Linked DNA regions of Homo sapiens: region 2 is linked to region 1. The links are chromatin contacts, found by Hi-C or POLR2A ChIA-PET in ENCODE. All regions are on one chromosome and are shown on one strand. The core of a region is the stretch at or near the end of the contact, and the rest is flanking DNA. Distances in the headings are between cores, read along the strand shown.

Region 1 (5,177 bases), core at 727-3,226:
GCCCAAGGAGCTGGAAGTTACAGTGAGCTATGATTATTCCACTGTACTCCAGCCTGGATGACAGAGCGAGATCCTGCCTCAGAAACAAAAACCAAAAAACAAACAACAACAAAAACAACAACAACGAAAATCTCAGAAAACTACAGGCCTTATTATCAAGAAAATGACAGGCCTTATTATTGAGAAAACTACTTACATTTTTAAAAGCTGATTTTCAAAAACCAGATTGTGAATTAAGTGATGCTGAATAGGGGAAAAAAAGACTGATAAACCAGTGTATCTCTGAATAACCCACTAGATCAGTGCTTGTCAAACTTTAATGTGTTTTCAAATCACCCTGATGTTTTGTTAAAATGTAAGTCATGTCTCAGTAGGTCTAGAGGAGGGCATTTCTGCATTTCTAACAAGCTCCCCGGTGATGCCTAGACCATTGGTCCTCACACTTTGAGTAGCAAGTGATTGGGCTATACTCTTTATTCTAAATTCTAAATGTATTCTATCTTCTAATGCCTATCAGCCCTCTTGCTGGTCTGGCTAATTATCAAACTTGAGCATTTAAAACTGGGGGTTTTCAGAGATTAATTGAAGTGTTAAAGACATGGAAATATAGGTCACATATGGCTTTTCATCTCTTCCGGAAATATCCTATATATCCTTACTTCTTTTCTACCTACCTAACCTATGTGCCTACCCCTTCACTTATGTTCAAGGTTCTATTATACTTCAAAAGGACTCTATGCAATCAAAGTGATGTCCAAGACAAATATACAGAAATAGTATGAGGCTCTAACACTTTACATCTAATGGAGTGGTTTGCATCATTAATTGAGGCTTACTCTGTGCCAGGCACTTTACCTGCCTTCTTCATTTAATAGGATAGGAGCAGGAACTCTTAGAGGTTCATTTCTTGTTCAAGGATATACATCTCATCTCTGGCTTATATCACAGTGGACTCTTTTATTCACTATCCTAATCATTATAATTTTGTTTGGTGACAACAATTCTAAATGCAGAAAAGTTAAGGCTCTTTATTCTGTGACTAAAGGCTTTGTATTTTCTAAAGATTTGTGGAGCTTTGCTGCCATTATTTCAATAATTTTATAAAGATCCTAGGTGGTAAATAGGCCTGGCTTTTTTTCTTTTTGAAATCTTCTCCGTCTTCTTCTTCATTAGCAGTGCAACTTCTTGTGGCATATGGTACCCAAGATCTTGGGAAAAGGATTGATCAAGTAAAGGGAAACGATAGAGAGAGTGTGCTCTACAACTGAGATCATGCTCCTTGTGAAAGACAGGGTAGGGAAATTTCTTATTGCTCCCTGGTTCTTAAGAAATGAGAGCTAACAATGACATCCAGTTTTAAAAGAAATAAAATCTGAATTGTACTTTTAAATTTTATAAGCCAGAGTTAAACCAATAGATTGTAACTCCTGCTAATTTGATAGTAGCTCCAGATAATGAGGAAGTGACAGGGAATGCTAATTTCATTTGGTAAGAGATAAAACTGAAATTATTAATGTCTCCACGGAAATGCTAAATGCCTCCTTACAAGTAGGGTCCGGCTAATTGTCTGTCTTCCAACAAGCCAGATTTGTTGGTGTTTTTCCAGACAATGTTGTGTAGTTTTCGGTTTGGTTCGATCCCCTTTCTTGTGATCAAAGAAAGTGATTCAAATGTTTAATGAGTCTTGATTTGGATTGGAGACTTGCAGAACGGCTAGCCTCACAGCCCCAAGGCTGGCTTTCCCTAAGGTAGGTTTCCTATGCACCGATACTGGCAAGGCGCTTTGGCTGGAAACTCTGGAAGGAAGCCAAAGGAAAGTGAAGTTCCTGGCGCTAGCGCGTGTCCTGCTCAGAGAGCCCGGCGCTAGCTCATTCTTCGTGCAGTTATTGGCTGGGACTCTGTGTGCCGCTGTCGGCCAATGAAGACGCTGGAGATCGGGCCCCTGCCCGTCCCCTTTCTGCGCCCCGGGATGAGGCAGAGACTGAACAGCCGGCGAGCAAATCAACGGCATCCAGAAAGCCATGTCGGACTCGGCGCCCAGCGCCCAAGCGCTAACCCGCTGAAAGTTTCTCAGCGAAATCTCAGGGACGATCTGGACCCCGCTGAGAGGAACTGCTTTTGAGTGAGATGGTCCCAGAGGCCTGGAGGAGCGGACTGGTAAGCACCGGGAGGGTAGTGGGAGTTTTGCTTCTGCTTGGTGCCTTGAACAAGGCTTCCACGGTCATTCACTATGAGATCCCGGAGGAAAGAGAGAAGGGTTTCGCTGTGGGCAACGTGGTCGCGAACCTTGGTTTGGATCTCGGTAGCCTCTCAGCCCGCAGGTTCCGGGTGGTGTCTGGAGCTAGCCGAAGATTCTTTGAGGTGAACCGGGAGACCGGAGAGATGTTTGTGAACGACCGTCTGGATCGAGAGGAGCTGTGTGGGACACTGCCCTCTTGCACTGTAACTCTGGAGTTGGTAGTGGAGAACCCGCTGGAGCTGTTCAGCGTGGAAGTGGTGATCCAGGACATCAACGACAACAATCCTGCTTTCCCTACCCAGGAAATGAAATTGGAGATTAGCGAGGCCGTGGCTCCGGGGACGCGCTTTCCGCTCGAGAGCGCGCACGATCCCGATGTGGGAAGCAACTCTTTACAAACCTATGAGCTGAGCCGAAATGAATACTTTGCGCTTCGCGTGCAGACGCGGGAGGACAGCACCAAGTACGCGGAGCTGGTGTTGGAGCGCGCCCTGGACCGAGAACGGGAGCCTAGTCTCCAGTTAGTGCTGACGGCGTTGGACGGAGGGACCCCAGCTCTCTCCGCCAGCCTGCCTATTCACATCAAGGTGCTGGACGCGAATGACAATGCGCCTGTCTTCAACCAGTCCTTGTACCGGGCGCGCGTCCTGGAGGATGCACCCTCCGGCACGCGCGTGGTACAAGTCCTTGCAACGGATCTGGATGAAGGCCCCAACGGTGAAATTATTTACTCCTTCGGCAGCCACAACCGCGCCGGCGTGCGGCAACTATTCGCCTTAGACCTTGTAACCGGGATGCTGACAATCAAGGGTCGGCTGGACTTCGAGGACACCAAACTCCATGAGATTTACATCCAGGCCAAAGACAAGGGCGCCAATCCCGAAGGAGCACATTGCAAAGTGTTGGTGGAGGTTGTGGATGTGAATGACAACGCCCCGGAGATCACAGTCACCTCCGTGTACAGCCCAGTACCCGAGGATGCCCCTCTGGGGACTGTCATCGCTTTGCTCAGTGTGACTGACCTGGATGCTGGCGAGAACGGGCTGGTGACCTGCGAAGTTCCACCGGGTCTCCCTTTCAGCCTTACTTCTTCCCTCAAGAATTACTTCACTTTGAAAACCAGTGCAGACCTGGATCGGGAGACTGTGCCAGAATACAACCTCAGCATCACCGCCCGAGACGCCGGAACCCCTTCCCTCTCAGCCCTTACAATAGTGCGTGTTCAAGTGTCCGACATCAATGACAACCCTCCACAATCTTCTCAATCTTCCTACGACGTTTACATTGAAGAAAACAACCTCCCCGGGGCTCCAATACTAAACCTAAGTGTCTGGGACCCCGACGCCCCGCAGAATGCTCGGCTTTCTTTCTTTCTCTTGGAGCAAGGAGCTGAAACCGGGCTAGTGGGTCGCTATTTCACAATAAATCGTGACAATGGCATAGTGTCATCCTTAGTGCCCCTAGACTATGAGGATCGGCGGGAATTTGAATTAACAGCTCATATCAGCGATGGGGGCACCCCGGTCCTAGCCACCAACATCAGCGTGAACATATTTGTCACTGATCGCAATGACAATGCCCCCCAGGTCCTATATCCTCGGCCAGGTGGGAGCTCGGTGGAGATGCTGCCTCGAGGTACCTCAGCTGGCCACCTAGTGTCACGGGTGGTAGGCTGGGACGCGGATGCAGGGCACAATGCCTGGCTCTCCTACAGTCTCTTGGGATCCCCTAACCAGAGCCTTTTTGCCATAGGGCTGCACACTGGTCAAATCAGTACTGCCCGTCCAGTCCAAGACACAGATTCACCCAGGCAGACTCTCACGGTCTTGATCAAAGACAATGGGGAGCCTTCGCTCTCCACCACTGCTACCCTCACTGTGTCAGTAACCGAGGACTCTCCTGAAGCCCGAGCCGAGTTCCCCTCTGGCTCTGCCCCCCGGGAGCAGAAAAAAAATCTCACCTTTTATCTACTTCTTTCTCTAATCCTGGTTTCTGTGGGGTTTGTGGTCACAGTGTTCGGAGTAATCATATTCAAAGTTTACAAGTGGAAGCAGTCTAGAGACCTATACCGAGCCCCGGTGAGCTCACTGTACCGAACACCAGGGCCCTCCTTGCACGCGGACGCCGTGCGGGGAGGCCTGATGTCGCCGCACCTTTACCATCAGGTGTATCTCACCACGGACTCCCGCCGCAGCGACCCGCTGCTGAAGAAACCTGGTGCAGCCAGTCCACTGGCCAGCCGCCAGAACACGCTGCGGAGCTGTGATCCGGTGTTCTATAGGCAGGTGTTGGGTGCAGAGAGCGCCCCTCCCGGACAGGTAAGGTTTAGCAAGTCATGCTTGACCCTGTTAGTGCTTTTTTATTCCTACATCATATTGAGGAAGGAATGGAGCTGTTTTTTTAGTGATGAAGATGTTTTCCTGGTGATGCATTCACACTTTCAACTGGCCCTTCCTAGATCAAAGTTAGTGCCTTTGTGAGATGGTGGCCTGCCAGAGTGTGGTTTGTGGTCCCATTTCAGGGGGAAGATACTTGACTCATCTGTGGACCTAATTCACATCCTCAGCACTCTTTTGCTATCACAACTAACCAATCTTGCTAAGGGATGGTTAAGCTAAAACACAAGATCTCAGCGATCAGAGTTTAGCTTGGTATCATTTACATTAGGAATAAGCTGCTGGATACCTCTAACCAGTGGCAGCTTCTAGGAATACAAAAACTACCTCATTCCTCCACCTTTCAAGTGATTGTGACATTTGTATTAAAACTAATAGCTTTTTGATAATTTTCCTTTGTTTATACAGATCGTGTACCTCATTCTCAGATAATTTTTTATGAATGAAATGAAATTCCAGGCATCCTTTAAATTTTATTTCAAGCATTCTACTGGAAATGATGTGCACCCTGCTTACAAAATATTTTTACCTTATAACAGTAA
Region 2 (5,300 bases), core at 581-3,080, 110 kb before region 1:
CATGGACATTCTGACCAAAATGTAAAATGTACAAACTCACCGAATAGTGAATGCATCCAAAGAGTAACAAGAGAATCTATACAGTAGGTGTCGACATTATTCACTCCTATGTGAAAACTTGCTTTTCCATTTTTTTTAAAAGAAAATGTTATATGCTTCTTAGGGTAAGGTGTTTGGGAAAAAAGTAAAGGTTATAGATTTGGGTACATTTCTTCTGAGTTAAATGTTTTGTGCAATGGAAAAATATCTTTAAACCCTCTATAAACTACTAACAGACTATAAAATGCTTGATCCATACATTTTGAATGTATGTACTGTATATACCATATACTTTTAAATATCTGAATCTTTAGTTTTATATGTGTTCTGAAGAATAATTTTTCATACTAATTGAAGTGTTCATACAATGAACACTTGGCATTGTGTTGGAAGGCACTTGCTTTGGAATGTTTTGGAGCAAAGTCTTGAGTCAGTTATATTTTTGATGTTTGTATAAAGGTGACAATGAGTGTCTGTCTAGAATTCTGGTTACTGTGAGTAGTTTAAGATGCTATAATGCTTTTCCACTATAAGGTGAATTCGGTGTGGAACTCATTGCTTATTGCTGCACACTTGCCTAGTTTTAGAGTAACAATACATTATGTAGGCTAAAGATAATTTCTTTAGGAAGATTTTCTGGTTTGAAAATGGAATTAAAACTGTAAGACACCTGTCAGAAACATGGAAAATGGCATGTTATTGACCAGGGAAAAGTGTAAATAACAAAAAGTTAGGATTATCAGATGGTAAACTGGGGACCAAGGAAAAGTGGACAGGAAGATTACTTATATAATTAAATAATATAATTATAAGGACTTACAATTCACTCCCCAATCCTAATAACGCATCATTGTTAGGCTACTTGAGAAGAAACAGTACATTTCAGGACAATTGTGATGTAGTATGAAAAAACATCCTTTGTAAAAGTTTTTCATTTGGGCCAGGGTGGTTCATGACTATAATCCCAGCAATTTGGGACGCTGAGGTGGGAGGATTGCTTAAAGCCAGGTGTTCTAGCCCAGCCTGGGCAACATAGTGAAACCCCACCTCTATAGAAAAAAAAAGTTTTCAATCATACTTATTTAATTAAAAGTAGACACTTGGAAACAAAGGAAAAGAGACCCTCTTGCTTTTTACTATACTTCTATTTTATAAGGTCAATCATTTCCTCATTACCTTTAACTTCTTTTGGGGGGAGATAATAAAGATAAAAGAGAAGAAAGTGAAACATAGAATAAAACTAAAAGCTATGACATTATAACTTTTAGAAGTTAGAAGTAAAGGAAATAGAATGCAATAAGAATACACGTGAAGCTGATATTTCAAGCCTCTTTATACTACGTCTTCTGCCATCACCAAAAATAGCTTCCATTTGTATGATTTTCTATGTATTATTTTATTTGGCCCTCATTTCTACTAGAGTAAGCAGAGAAGATATTATTATGACCATTTTATGAAAATGGAAACTAAAAACGTGACGGGATTGAGCAAGATTATCTCTGCCCTTTGACAAGTAAAAGGTACTTGATTTGGATGGATAAAGCTCAAATTAAAAGAAATAACAGACTAAAGATATAGTAAGTATATTTAATGTTTTTTAAAAGTCCTTTTAAAATGGGAAGAAAGTATCACTATCAGTACACTGCCGATTTTTCTCCTAACTAGCTCCTTATTTGGAGCTGATTTAGTCACCATTACTGCAGTTCTGCAGCAGAGGCGCCGGGTGCCGCTCTTGGCTAGTGCTGTGCAAAATATTGGCTCCTCCCGCTGCAGCCAGCTCGGAAGAAAAGTGCACTCTCTATCAGGCTTCCTGCAGCGGAGACACCCATTAGAGAACCCAAGCACAAAGACAAAGCAAATAGTTGGTCCTGCTCGGAGAACTCTTGGGATTATTTAAAGATCTCCTCTCCTCGGATTTAGAAAGGCAAAGGCGCAGAGAGCGGGATGGGAAATAGCTCCGGATGGAGGGGCCCAGCAGGGCAGAGGCGAATGCTATTTCTCTTCCTGCTCTCTTTGTTAGACCAGGCTCTCTCCGAACCGATCCGCTACGCTATTCCCGAGGAGCTGGACAGGGGCTCGCTGGTAGGGAACCTCGCCAAGGACCTGGGGTTTGGCGTGGGGGATTTACCTACTAGGAACCTGCGGGTTATTGCAGAGAAGAAATTCTTTACCGTGAGCCCCGAAAATGGGAACTTACTTGTGAGCGACCGTATAGACCGAGAGGAGATTTGTGGCAAGAAGTCGACGTGTGTTCTGGAATTTGAAATGGTTGCTGAAAAGCCTTTAAACTTTTTTCATGTAACTGTGCTGATCCAGGATATTAACGACAACCCACCGACCTTTAGCCAAAATATCACTGAGCTGGAAATCAGCGAACTGGCTCTCACTGGAGCCACATTTGCCCTGGAATCTGCGCAAGATCCTGATGTAGGTGTCAATTCGCTGCAGCAGTACTACCTCAGCCCTGATCCGCACTTCTCTTTGATTCAGAAGGAGAACCTGGATGGCAGTAGGTACCCAGAGCTAGTACTGAAAGCACCCCTGGACAGGGAAGAGCAGCCACATCACCACCTGGTCCTCACAGCTGTGGATGGGGGCGAGCCCTCCAGAAGCTGTACCACCCAGATCAGGGTAATTGTCGCAGATGCAAATGATAACCCCCCAGTATTTACTCAGGACATGTACAGGGTCAATGTTGCAGAGAACCTGCCCGCTGGCTCCTCCGTATTAAAAGTGATGGCCATTGACATGGATGAGGGCATCAATGCCGAAATCATCTATGCCTTCATCAATATTGGCAAGGAAGTGAGACAACTGTTCAAGCTGGACAGTAAAACGGGGGAACTCACCACTATTGGAGAACTGGACTTTGAAGAGAGAGATAGCTACACAATTGGGGTGGAAGCAAAGGATGGTGGACATCACACTGCATATTGTAAAGTACAGATAGATATTTCAGATGAAAATGACAATGCCCCGGAGATAACCCTGGCTTCTGAATCCCAACATATACAAGAAGATGCTGAGCTGGGGACTGCCGTTGCCCTGATCAAAACACATGATCTAGATTCTGGATTTAATGGAGAAATCCTATGCCAACTAAAAGGAAACTTCCCCTTTAAAATCGTTCAAGATACCAAAAACACATACAGGTTGGTGACAGATGGAGCCCTGGACCGGGAGCAGATCCCAGAATACAATGTGACGATCACAGCTACCGACAAAGGCAATCCACCGCTCTCCTCCAGCAAGACCATCACTCTGCACATCCTTGATGTCAACGACAACGTTCCCGTTTTCCACCAGGCCTCCTACACCGTGCATGTAGCTGAGAACAATCCGCCTGGAGCCTCCATTGCGCATGTCAGAGCCTCGGATCCCGACTTGGGACCTAATGGCCTTGTCTCCTACTACATCGTGGCCAGTGACCTGGAGCCGCGGGAGCTGTCGTCCTACGTGTCCGTGAGCGCGCGGAGCGGGGTGGTGTTCGCGCAGCGAGCCTTCGACCACGAGCAGCTGCGTGCCTTCGAGCTCACTCTGCAGGCCCGCGACCAGGGCTCGCCTACGCTCAGCGCCAACGTGAGCCTGCGCGTGTTGGTGGACGACCGCAACGACAATGCACCGCTGGTGCTGTACCCAGCTCTGGGGCCCGAAGGCTCTGCGCTCTTCGATATGGTGCCGCGCTCTGCAGAGCCTGGCTACCTGGTGACCAAGGTGGTGGCGGTGGACGCAGACTCGGGATACAACGCCTGGCTGTCCTACCACATTGTGCAGGCCAGCGAGCCCGGGCTGTTCAGCCTGGGCCTGCGCACGGGTGAGGTGCGCACGGCGCGTACCTTGGGCGACAGGGAGGCCGCCCGCCAGCGCCTGCTGGTCACTGTGCGTGATGGAGGACAGCAGCCTCTTTCAGCCACCGTCATGCTGCACCTAATCTTCGCAGATAGCTTGCAAGAGATACAACCTGACCTTAGCGACCGCCCCACTCCCTCTGACCCTCAGGCGGAGCTACAGTTTCACCTAGTAGTGGCGTTGGCCTTGATCTCAGTGCTCTTCCTCCTCGCGGTGATTCTGGCAATCTCCCTGCGCCTGCGATGCTCCTCCAGACCCGCCACTGAGGGCTACTTTCAGCCTGGTGTCTGCTTCAAGACTGTACCTGGAGTTCTCCCCACCTACAGCGAAAGGACTTTGCCTTATTCCTACAATCCGTGTGCTGCCTCACATTCCTCAAACACCGAGTTTAAATTTCTCAATATAAAGGCTGAAAATGCTGCACCACAAGATCTTCTATGTGATGAAGCCTCTTGGTTTGAAAGTAATGACAATCCAGAAATGCCTTCTAATTCAGGCAATTTGCAAAAGGTGAGTTTCTTCAAACCTTTCCTTCCATAAATATAATTGGGTTTCAATTCATTGATTTAGAGATAAAAAGAATACAGATTAAATATTCCCTGATTACATTATTTTATTGATTTTCTGGTGTAGAGTAGGGTGTCTAGGAAATTCTTTGTAGAATTTCCTGTAGAATATCTGTGTTGCAGTTGTTCTTTCATAGAAAGCCTCCTTTTGATAGTCTTGAAACTTTTCTTAATCCTAATACACTATAATCTGAAACATTTTTAATACAGTATTATCTCACACTGTCATTTTCAGACATATCTATCCAGAATTAGACCCAAATCCTCACAATTAAGTGGTTTACTTAGTTTTAATGCAGTCAATCCTAAAATATATGAAACATTATGTATATCTTAACACATTTTTAATGTAACCTGTATATAATATTTTTACTTCCCTTTGCATGTTTTTAAAAGTATACACAGATGTTGCCTATGTCAGGGCAGTTTTTAACTTCTATGCTAATCAAAAGAAATAATGGCATCTAAAATGGCAACTCTTGTAATGGGCACTGTAATGAATTGGTTCAAAATGTGTTTGTGTAGCATATGCCTGTAGTCCCAGCTACTCGGGAGGCTGAGGTGGGAGGATCCCTTGATCCCAGGAGGTAGCAGCTGCAATGAGCTATAATTGTGCCCCTGCACTCTAGCCTGGGAGACAGAGCGAGACTTTGTCTCCAAAAAAGTGTTTGTGGTTGTTGGTACCCTTACTGAAAATGGGACTAGCATAAATGGTGGTGAAATGTGATGATAATTCAAAATTTACAGAAGATTGTAATATTATTTCTGTTCCCCAAGGTCCTAAGAGATATTTTCATAAAAATGAATGGTAAACTTCAGAGAACATTTAAAATTATTCAAAATAAT

What was found. A loop is a pair of places that touch in the nucleus more often than their neighbours do. ChIA-PET counts read pairs that join two places held with the same protein, here RNA polymerase II (POLR2A). Pooled maps may share reads with other maps.
Region 2: a loop to region 1 is called in a pooled map, with 4 times the contacts of the local background. The contact joins the promoter of PCDHGB3 here to the promoter of PCDHGC3 in region 1. A Hi-C loop is called at or near these places in 1 of 168 maps with a recorded cell type or tissue (OCI-LY7), 1 of 37 single-sample maps with no recorded cell type and 4 of 50 pooled maps. POLR2A ChIA-PET finds 5 or more read pairs at or near these places in 2 of 52 experiments (OCI-LY7 and WTC11).

What each region holds. Positions count from the first base shown.
Region 1 is chr5:141,473,990-141,479,166 of GRCh38, forward strand. It overlaps PCDHGC3 (protocadherin gamma subfamily C, 3), which reads left to right and starts at 1,977. Exons shown (of 4, transcript NM_002588.4): 1 at 1,977-4,557. The coding sequence starts at 2,128. All of the region lies in intron 1 of PCDHGA1 (protocadherin gamma subfamily A, 1), which reads left to right. All of the region lies in intron 1 of PCDHGA2 (protocadherin gamma subfamily A, 2), which reads left to right. The region is part of intron 1 of PCDHGA3 (protocadherin gamma subfamily A, 3); the gene reads left to right. It also overlaps PCDHGB1, PCDHGA4, PCDHGB2, PCDHGA5, PCDHGB3 and PCDHGA6, and 11 more genes. RefSeq lists enhancers at 1,717-1,826, 2,284-2,827.
Region 2 is chr5:141,368,412-141,373,711 of GRCh38, forward strand. PCDHGB3 (protocadherin gamma subfamily B, 3) reads left to right here and starts at 1,831. Exons shown (of 4, transcript NM_018924.5): 1 at 1,831-4,398. The coding sequence starts at 1,984. The region is part of intron 1 of PCDHGA1 (protocadherin gamma subfamily A, 1); the gene reads left to right. The region is part of intron 1 of PCDHGA2 (protocadherin gamma subfamily A, 2); the gene reads left to right. All of the region lies in intron 1 of PCDHGA3 (protocadherin gamma subfamily A, 3), which reads left to right. It also overlaps PCDHGB1, PCDHGA4, PCDHGB2, PCDHGA5 and PCDHG@.